2 separate regions of the Homo sapiens genome follow, and region 1 is linked to region 2. Evidence: chromatin loops called from intact Hi-C (ENCODE). Cell type or tissue: endothelial cell of umbilical vein. All regions are shown on one strand.

Region 1 (5,000 bases), 100 kb after region 2:
AAGAGTCAGCTAAGGAAACCAGCCTGAAAGCATGATGTTTCTGGAACCTCAAAGATAAGCCATTAGCAAGCTGAAGAGTCACTGGCAACAGGTTATGCTTTAAACGGTTCATATATAGGAGCTTCTTAAATATAGCTTCAATATAGACTCCACCTAATAACAAATGAATAGCACAGGGAGTAAAACCGAATCACAACAATGACAGCAATCCTTCCAGTAAAGAAGATACCAGGGAGATAATATATGCTGCACAAACTGTACATTTGACAGCTCTAGGGGTTGCCATTTACATAGTATTCCACATAAATCATGCCTGCTAGAGATGTGCAGTGCACAACTTGTGCAACCATAAGCAGAAAACCCCAAAAGATTCTGTCATTAATATATAACAAAAATGCACATGACAAAGAGCACAAATTTTATGTCTGAAGTTATAAGCATTATGAATTGTATTTATTTAAAAGAGAAAGATTGATAAATTGGATTTTGTCAAATTAAAACTTTTATGAAGGACACCTGTATGAGAACAAAAAGACAAGCTACAGACTGGGAGAAAATATTTGCAAATCACATATCCAGCAAAGATCTTTTATCCAGAATATTATATATACAAGTACATGAAAAGAAGCTCTGCAGTATTAACATTTAGGGAAATAAGGTGCCTTTACATATGTAAAAGAATGGCTAATATATATATATATATTTTGGAAGACAATACCAAATACTGGCAAGGATGTTGGGCAACTGCAACTGTCATGCACTGCTGGTGGGATGCACTGCTGGTGGGATGGTACACCTACCTTGGAAAACAGTTTGGCAGTTTCTAATAAAGTCAAACATATGTTTATCATATGACCTCACTCCAGGGTATTTACTCTAGAGAGGTGAAAACATATTCACACAAAAACCCATACAGAGATGCTTATAGCAGTTCTATTCATAATTGACCAAAACTGGAAATAACACAAATGTCATTCAACAAGTGAATGGTTAAACAAACTCTGGAATATCCATACAATGAAAGTTCGCTCAGGAAAAAAAAGGAACTATTGATATATGAATAATATGAATGTATCTCAAAGGCATTACGCGGAATGAAAGAAAACAGTCTAAAAAATTAAATAAAATAAAGTTCTATTTATATGATATTGTGGAAGTGCAAAGCTATGGAGATGGAGATCAGGGGTTGTCAGGGTTAGGGTGGAGGAGGAGTTGACTACAATGGGACAGCATGAGGGAATTTGGGGGGTCCATTGAACTGCTCTATATTTTGATGGGGTGGTGGTTATATGGCTCTGCGCATGTATTAAAGCTCAGCCAGACATGGTGGCTCATGCCTGTCACCTCAATACTGAGACTGAGATGTAATTATTATATACTAATGACAGAATCTTTTGGGGTTTTCTGCTTATGGTTGCACAAGTTGTGCACTGCACATCTCAACACTGAGACTGAGATGAGGTGGAAGGATTGCTTGAGCCCAGGAGGTTGAGACCAGCCTGAGCAACATAGTTAAGAACCTCTCTTTACAAAAAATAAAGCTGGGCGTGGTGGTGCACACCTGTAGTCCCAGCTACTCGGGAGGCTGAGGTGGGAGGATCACTTAAGCTCAGGACTTCAAGGCTGCAGTGAACTGAAGTCATGCTACTGCACTCAAGCCTGGGTGGCAGAGCTAGACCCTGTCCCCCCTCACCCTCCTCAAAATTAAAACTCACAGCACTGCCCACCAAAAAAAGTTAATTTTACGGTATGTTAATTAAACTATAAAAAAGCGTTTTAAAACCCTCAAATCTCTCTTCTATACCACTCCTGCCCCCACTCTCATTCCTGTCATTTTCACCTCTCCTGGACGACTGCAATTGACTCCCAGCTAGACTTCTCTTCAGTTGCAATATTCAACTCTGTTTTCTTGATGAATTATTATGAAATATTTCTATTGCACAAAATGTTATAAAGAGAAACAAAATCAGTCATATCTAAATAGCTCTACCCTCTCGAGATTGGGCAGGTATACCACTCCTTATGGTTTCCCCAAAACTGAGACCAAACGCGAAAATTAAAATAAGTATCCAAAAGAATATATGTTTGTATTATGTTACACACTTATACCATAGCTTAACAAAAATACAGCTTTATCATGGTGCTGGAAATAGAGTTTATTTTTATTTTTTATTTTATTTTTTTTGAGACAGAGTCTCGCTGTGTCGCCAGGCTAGAGTGCAGTGTCATGATCTTGGCTCACTGCAACCTCCGCCTCCTGGATTCAAGCAATTCTCCTGCCTCAGCCTCTTGAGTAGCTGGGACTACAGGTACATGCCACCATGCCCAGCTAATTTGTTTTGTATTTTTAGTAGAGATGGGGTTTCACTCTGTTGGCCAGGATGATCTCAATCTCTTGACCTCGTGATCCGCCCGCCTCGGCCTCCTCCCAAAGTGCTGGGATTACATGTGTGAGCCACTGCACCCGACCAGAAATAGAGTTTATTCCTATACCCACCCTATTTTATTCATTTGTGGTCCATTTCTGTGTTTCCTGACCTAGCCCCTAAGCCTACTGCTTCTGGCAGGTGCTAAACTAGTCCTAGTTGAATTGAATTTTTTAGCTGTTTCAACTCAGTAGCTCTTTTGACCTGTTGCCTTTGTCATGTGAACATGGAGAAAAAGTGGATGAAAGAGTTCACGTGCTAGACTTGGCACAACAATACTAATGCCTGGAAAAGAACAACAACATCCCAGAGATAGCATCTATTAAACAATTAATTGGCCATTTAAGAAACATGAGTCAGAAAATAGAAGAAAGAGAATTTCCCAATGGGCTACTAAAAAAAATGCACTGGAGTTAAAAATTGAAAGAAAAATAAAACAAAAGTATTTTATCCCAATGTTATTGCAGGTGCTCCTGGATTAACTAGACAATCGTGAGGCAAGTGATTTTAAAACAAACAAAAAAATTGTAAAATAGGCACTGGTATAATTTAGCAGATAATCAGAGCTGCAGCAGAAAACTACCTTTATTTGGAAATAATTAGTATGCCATAGCTACTCAGAGGAGCCACATTTATTGCTAATAGCTGATGCTCAGGTGGTGCTGATAGTTCTATCACCAAAACTAATTAAGGGTCTTAAAAAGGAGGAGGGAAACCACAAGGGGAGACAGAGATGGCTGAACAGATGGGGTGGCTCAGAGGCTCCATCAAACAGGATGCCTTCATTGCAAAGTGAATAATTAGCCTGGAAATTCAAACACACACACAAGGCCTGCAGGCCCCAGCACTAGTGCTGAGAAAATTAGGGGTCAAGCAGAAGAGCTAACAGTTATTGAGCACTTACTCTATGCCAGGCACATTACCTGATAGAAGCCTCACAACCACCTCTGTTTGCAGAAGAAGGAATTAAAGCTTAAGGAAGCTTTGTAGTCTGCCAAGCTCACACAGCTTGTAAAGTCATGCAGGTAAGCTCTACACCCAGTCATTCTGACTCCACAGCCCATGACCTTACTCACAACATACTGTCTCATGCATCCAAAATCAAGCTGTGGTGACTGCTCTGGTTTAACGTCTTCTCCAAAAGACATGTTAAAATGTAATGGCCATCGTGACAGTATTAAGAAGCGGGACCTTTACAAGGCGATTAGGTCATGAGGGCTCTGTCCTCATAAATGGATTAATGCCATTATCATGGGAGTGGGCTAGTTACGTTGGATGTGGGCAACTGATTAAAGGATGAAGTTTGGCCCACATTTCCTCCCTCCTGTCTCTGCCCCTCACTCCCTCTTGTGCGCACACTCTTTCTCACCACGTGATGCCTTCTGCCATGTGCGACACAGCAAGAAGGCCCTCACCAGATGCAGCCCCTTGATCTTGGAATTCCCAGCCTTCAGAACTGTGAGCCAAATAAATTTTTCTTTATATATTACCCAGTCTGTGGTATTCTGCTATAGCAGCAGAAGACAGACTAAGACAAAGATCCTTGCACCATTTCTGATGACCAGTTTCACAGGTACAGGTCTTGACTTACATTCAGAAATTTTCTAATTGTAGTGCTCTCTCTCCACTCCAGTTTGGAATTTACTTGTTTTCAGAACTCTGATTTCTGAGCTGAAATGATGTGAAAACGAAACTTGAAAAATAAATAATTGGATTAATGCATCAGTATGTTATTCCCTGATCTTAGCAACTTACCTACAGCTATCAGAAATATAATATGATGATAGAAAGACATATTGTGTCTAATTTAATCCATCGAGGCCAAACCCTGGAAGAAAATTTTTGGAGCCAGCACTTCTTTTTCTCCAGTCATTCATCCACACAACATGAAGAGCTGCCTGCTTTGTCTATGTGTAGGCTTGTTGGTAATTTTACTTCAGGTTTCAAGAAACAGAGACCCATTCAAGCTGTCTTAAGTAATGGGGGTTTGTTGCAAGGGTGAATGTGGAAAAATACAGGATTCTCAACTACTGGATCACACTACAGAGAAAAAGAGGAACCACAACAAAGCCAGGCCTCCCAGACACTGTGATTAGTTCAGAAACTGGCAAATCGGTGACTGAGTTACCCATCAGCCTCTCAGCAACATGACCTGTTGATTCCTCTTTCAGAAGCTGGCTACTACTGCATTTATTTTCACTGTCATTCTTTACCATATTGTATCTGCTCATTCAAATATTCTGCTCACTTGTGCTAATTGTAGAAACATATGGAAAATATAGAAGGTGAAACCACCATTCAGGTGGTTCTTCAGTATTTTTTTCTACACATACACAATATTTTTAAAAATAAAAAGATCTACTCAGCAAGTGGTGCTGGAACTAATTGAATATCTGCACAAAAAGACAGAAAAAGGCCAGGCGCGGTGGCTCATGCCCATAATCCCAGCACTTTGGGAGGCTGAGCTGGGTGGATCACTTGAGGCCAGGAGTTCAAGACCAGCCTGAACAACATGGCAAAAGCCCGTCTCCACTAAAACTACAAAAAATTAGCCAGGCATGGTGGTGCATGCCT
Region 2 (5,000 bases):
CTCCGGTGATCCGCTGGCCTTGGCTTCCCAAAGTACTGGGATTACAGGCGTGAGCCACCACACCCAGCCACTGAACGCTTTCCTACCACATCAGTTACTGTCATGCGTTTGTATGATTATTGTCTACTTTATGAATTTTTATTTGACAATAATTTGTATTCATTCATTTATTATATTGCAACTGGCATATTCCAGCAGCTCAAAGCATGAAGCGGGAACACACCCTGGAGAGGACACCATCCCACACTCACTCACACTGGGATCGTGTAGACACACCAACTCACATAACATGTACATCTTTGGGACGTGGGAGGAAACTGGAATACCCGGAGAAAACCCACACAGACATTGGGAGAACGTGCAGACTCCACACAGTGGAGTTTCCCTGGCTGGGAATCCATTTTTTTTCATATCAACATTATAATTAAATGATGTTGAATGAAATTATGTTATCTGAGGATCTGCTGTGCATATATAGTTCTCTATTTCACTGCTTTGTCTACCTGCAAGTACCACATTATTTTTTTTGTCTATGACTTTGTAAAACATTTTAGTATCTAGTGGTGTGAATCTTCCATTTTATGTTTTTATGTGGTATAGTTGCTTTTCCTAATGTGAACCCTTATTCTACTTTATATATTTTGGAAATAGTTTATCAGGTTCCCTACCCTCTCCCCACCCTAATCCCGCAGAAAAAGAAAAATTTTACCTGAATTTTGGTTGGATTTGCTATGAAATTATAGATTAATTTGGGGGTCAAATTAATATGTTTAAAAGGTTAAGTCAGTTGTGCAGAATCTGGATTTTATAAAAAATAAAAGTAAAATGTTGTTTCATTTATGAAACAGGATTATCAGGGAAACCACTACTGCTGGTCTCAGCTGCTTACAGCACCCAAGCAGTAGTTCACAGAGAAGCTGCCTCGAGTCTGCCACTGTCCCTACTTTTGTCCATAACCATAAATGATGACTTCTATTATCTCTTTCCAAATGTCATGCAAATTCCTCTCAGTAGCAGAATCAAACCCAAAAGCTCCATGGCAAGAGGCAGGGATAATGCCAAGTTGACAACTATCCACCCAGTACAAAAGAAAAACAAAAAGTTCTTAATAAATGTTAAGTGATTTTCAATAAAGTTTAAAACACACAATATCAAAGATATTTTGAGTCGAAGCATATTTTAACTGATTCAGTGATATGACATATTATTTCACTTGGAAGCATTTCAACTATTTTAAGATTTGCAGAGGCTCACATTTAAAATAGGATGAATCTTTCACAAGGAATAGTATTTCTGGAAAGATCAAACAGTCAGTATGATATAGTATTCCCTCACTGCTCACCCCTAGCCATAGGTTTATTAAACTGTACCTAGTAAGAACTTTATAATGTAAGAGGGGCATGAAGAATTTCATGACTGCCCAGACACCAGCAATAAAAATGATTCAATGTGGGGGTGAATATGATTTATTTTACATAATGTACACACTGTGTGTAAATGACTGAGTCATTATTGGTTATAAAGTATAAGTAGAATTATTATCCAGAACAGTGGTCTCCAAACTCTATTGATCATACATCTTTGTCCATAAAGTTGCTTTGATCATACACAAATATGGAAATTAAAAAATAAAATTAGAAAGAGAGTTTCTAACATTTCTTTCCAGTTTCCCAATGGACCACCTTATGCAGCTCTTGTGGGGCACACACCCCCTGTAATGAGCACTGACTTATCTACTCTCCTGTGTTTTGTCCACATTCTTCATCTAGCTGGTCAAAGCTAGGAACTGAATAAACGTTGCCCATTACATGTAGAAGGATGCGTTGATCAAGACCTAGAGTCAATACTAAATTAAGCACAAAACTGATCAAGAACTAGAGTCAAGTTCACTCCACTAAATATCATACCTGCCAGGAGGGGGCAGATGTGAACAGGGCGTAAGAAAATCCCTACTCAGAGACAGAGAATGTGGAAAAAACAAGCAGCTAGAGGGAGGTGGGGCACAAATTCTACAAGACACACTGAAGCCAGCCAGAGATAGCCCATGGCTAGAACAGGAAACAGTCTGAAAACATCAAACTAAAACCAGAATACAAAAACAACTGCCAAAGACAGAATAAAGAAAAATGCTGGGGTTGGGGATTTGGGTGTGTAGTTCACAGTGGTGAGTGGAAAAAAAAAAAAAAAAAAAAAAAAAAACCAGGAGCTTTCATCCAGAAGCCCAAAGCTGGAGTGAAGAAGAGCTTCAGACAGTGCCAGAACAAATTTCAAGAGCCAGGCAGAAATAGTCAGGACTTCCAGGGCTCAGAAGTTTATGAGGCAACTATTTTGAAACTATTCCTGCAAGTAAGACTCTTCTAAAAAAACAAACTAGTATTCTCAGTCTTGTGATTTCTGATCATAAGGAATTCTCATTCTTTCCAATCTGGGAGATATGCAAGGCTCTGGCAGACTTTTTGAAATGTTAGAGCTCAAAACACAAGTCAAGCAGTTATAGCACATTGCTGAGCAGACAGCACACATTCACTGAAGATTTGTTTACCATTGATTTATCCTGCATGAATGATGTTCCACAGAGGAACACTATCCATAGTGAATACCCCAGGGGCCGTGGAATGTGAAGGCTCTAATGCTCTTCAAGGACCAGGTGCTGTTCTAGGCCCCAGGGATACAGCAATGAACCAGATAGACAAAGCCCCTGCCCTCCTCACACTCACAATCTAGTGGGACAACAACAAATAAAGAAACAAACAGATAATAAATTCCAGATAGTGAAAGTTCAGTGAAGAAAATCAAGCAAGGAGATGGACTAGAGTATGCTGAGGGTGGAAAAGGTGGACTCTCCCTTAAAGAGTAGTCGGGGAAAAGACTTGTTTTAGAGATGTGAGCAAGCCTTGGGAATCTCTGAAGGAAAAGCATCCCAGGCAGAGAGAATAACAAGTGCAAAGTTTCTAAGGAATAAATGACTTGGTGTGTCTGAGAACACAGCAGAATGGCCAATGTGGCTGGAGAGGACCGAGTGAGAAGAGAGAATGTTCAAAAAGTGAGATTTGATGTTTAGCTTTTTCTGTACTTGTATAGGCCTGATTATGTGGCTTAGCTAAGGTTTCCTAAAGAATCTTCTAGTAGCTGCCATTGGTTTGTAAAATAAAATTGGGGCTGTAAAAATTCAAAAAAAAAAGTGAGATTTGAGAGGTAAGCAGAGCTTGACTTTGAAGGGTCTTGAAGGTCATGGTGAGGAGTTTAGATTTTAGTCTAATGTTATCAGATGTACTTTTTTTTTTTTTTTTTTTTTTTTTTTTTTTTTTTTTTGAGACGGAGTCTCGCTCTTTCGCCCAGGCCGGAGTACAGTGGCGCTATCCCGGCTCACTGCAACCTCCGCCTCCCGGGTTCACGCCATTCTCCTGCCTCAGCCTCCCGAGTAGCTGGGACTACAGGCGCCCACCACTACGCCCGGCTAATTTTTTGTATTTTTAGTAGAGACGGGGTTTCACCGTGTTAGCCAGAATGGTCTTGATCTCCTGACCTCGTGATCCGCCCGCCTCGGCCTCCCAAAGTGCTGGGATTACAGGCGTGAGCCACCGTGCCTGGCCTATCAGATATGGGTTTTTTAAAGATCACTCTGGTCACAGGGTCTGGCTGTAGGGAATCGGACTGCAGTGTAGGGAATTGGCCCCTGGACTGTAGGGGCTTAAGAGAGGAAGCAGTGGTGTGCTGGAGGCACAAGAGCTATTAAATTTTCAGGAATTTGTGAACCAATTGTTAAACACAACAATTATTGAAAATTAAATTATATAAACTCACAAATAAGTGATATTAAAAAAGATTGTGAAATGGCATCATTTGTCTGGGGTGATTCCTGAGGTTCGTCATCTCATACCAGGGAAATAGAGGAAGCGGACGCACAAGGAGTGAGCTTAAGAGCAAAGGTTTAATCGGTGAAAGAAAGAGAAAAGAGGATAGCTCTCTCTCTTGCAGAGAGAGAGAGAGAGCAGCGCCCAAGTGGGTCTTCCACTTCTGTGGTAAAATGCACAGGGTTTCATAGACTGGCTTGAGAGGTGGTGTCTGATTTACATAAGGCCCAAAGATTGGTTGTACCAGGTGTGACATTTATATAGCGTGGGAAGAAGCTGGCCATCCCACCCTAACCTTTTATTATGCAAATGGGTTTTCTACCTGGCTGATGCCATGTTGTCTGCTCCTTACTGCACACGAGGTTGACAAAGAAAAGGGAAGATGGAGCCGCCATGTTGAACATGTCTAGCCCCTAGGTAGCCTTTTCCTATTGGCACAGCTGCCAGCATTCACCTGTGCAAGCTTCCAGCTTGCTTATTATCTCTGTTTGCAGCTTGATTTTACAGGCTGCTCTTTGTTAGAAAAGAAATGATTTGGGGGCTGCTTTTCACCGAAAAGAAAACCTTATGGAGGACTTTCTTACCCTTACTGTCTGCCTAAACAATTTCTAGCTCCTGTATCAATTGTAAATAATTTTTAAAAATCACTTTCTAATTATTTTACTACATTCACCATTATTGATGCACTGGAGGTTACTTACATCTTTTTATCTGTGCCTCTCTTCCCAACTCTCTGTTCATTGACATCATGTTGGTAGTTTGAAATGGCCGTGGTGGAAGTGTTTACACCACAGAAACTGGTGAAGACTACAAAGTAGGGCTTTTCCTCTTAGACAGCAAGGGGAATGTTTACCATCCACCACTGAAACAGGAAGACCAGCATCATGACAGCAGTCTGTGTGAGAGATAGTGGCCATGAAAACGAGGATGGTAGCAGTGGTGATCTGACAGTGACACAGTTTCACATAGATTTAAAGGTGAAGTCAGCAGAACTTGCTGATGTATTACATGTGAAAAGCGAAGGAAACAGAGGTATAAATAATGACCTCTGAGATTTTGAATGTGAGATTGGATGTAGCAATAATTAAAGAAAAGTTTCTTGAGACATTTTCCTTTCTAGGGCGTTTGTCAAGGTTTTTAAGATAG

The links. Peaks named below come from ENCODE experiments on the same cell type or tissue, not always from the same donor. Only the 100,000 strongest peaks of a DNase experiment are listed, where the experiment ranks them.
Region 1: it touches region 2 in a loop (8-fold over the local background); 10 of 110 quality-filtered maps call a loop at or near these places.

The regions. Positions count from the first base shown.
Region 1 is chr7:106,640,663-106,645,662 of GRCh38, forward strand. No RefSeq gene overlaps it. Among named protein-coding and RNA genes, the nearest start is that of CCDC71L, 18 kb to the right of the region's middle. In endothelial cell of umbilical vein, no CTCF peak of the experiment used is centred here; a DNase peak (open chromatin) is centred at 2,699.
Region 2 is chr7:106,540,738-106,545,737 of GRCh38, forward strand. No RefSeq gene overlaps it. Among named protein-coding and RNA genes, the nearest start is that of CTB-30L5.1, 56 kb to the right of the region's middle. In endothelial cell of umbilical vein, a CTCF peak has its summit at 1,920 (motif pointing right); a DNase peak (open chromatin) is centred at 1,964; H3K27ac peaks cover 1,830 bases.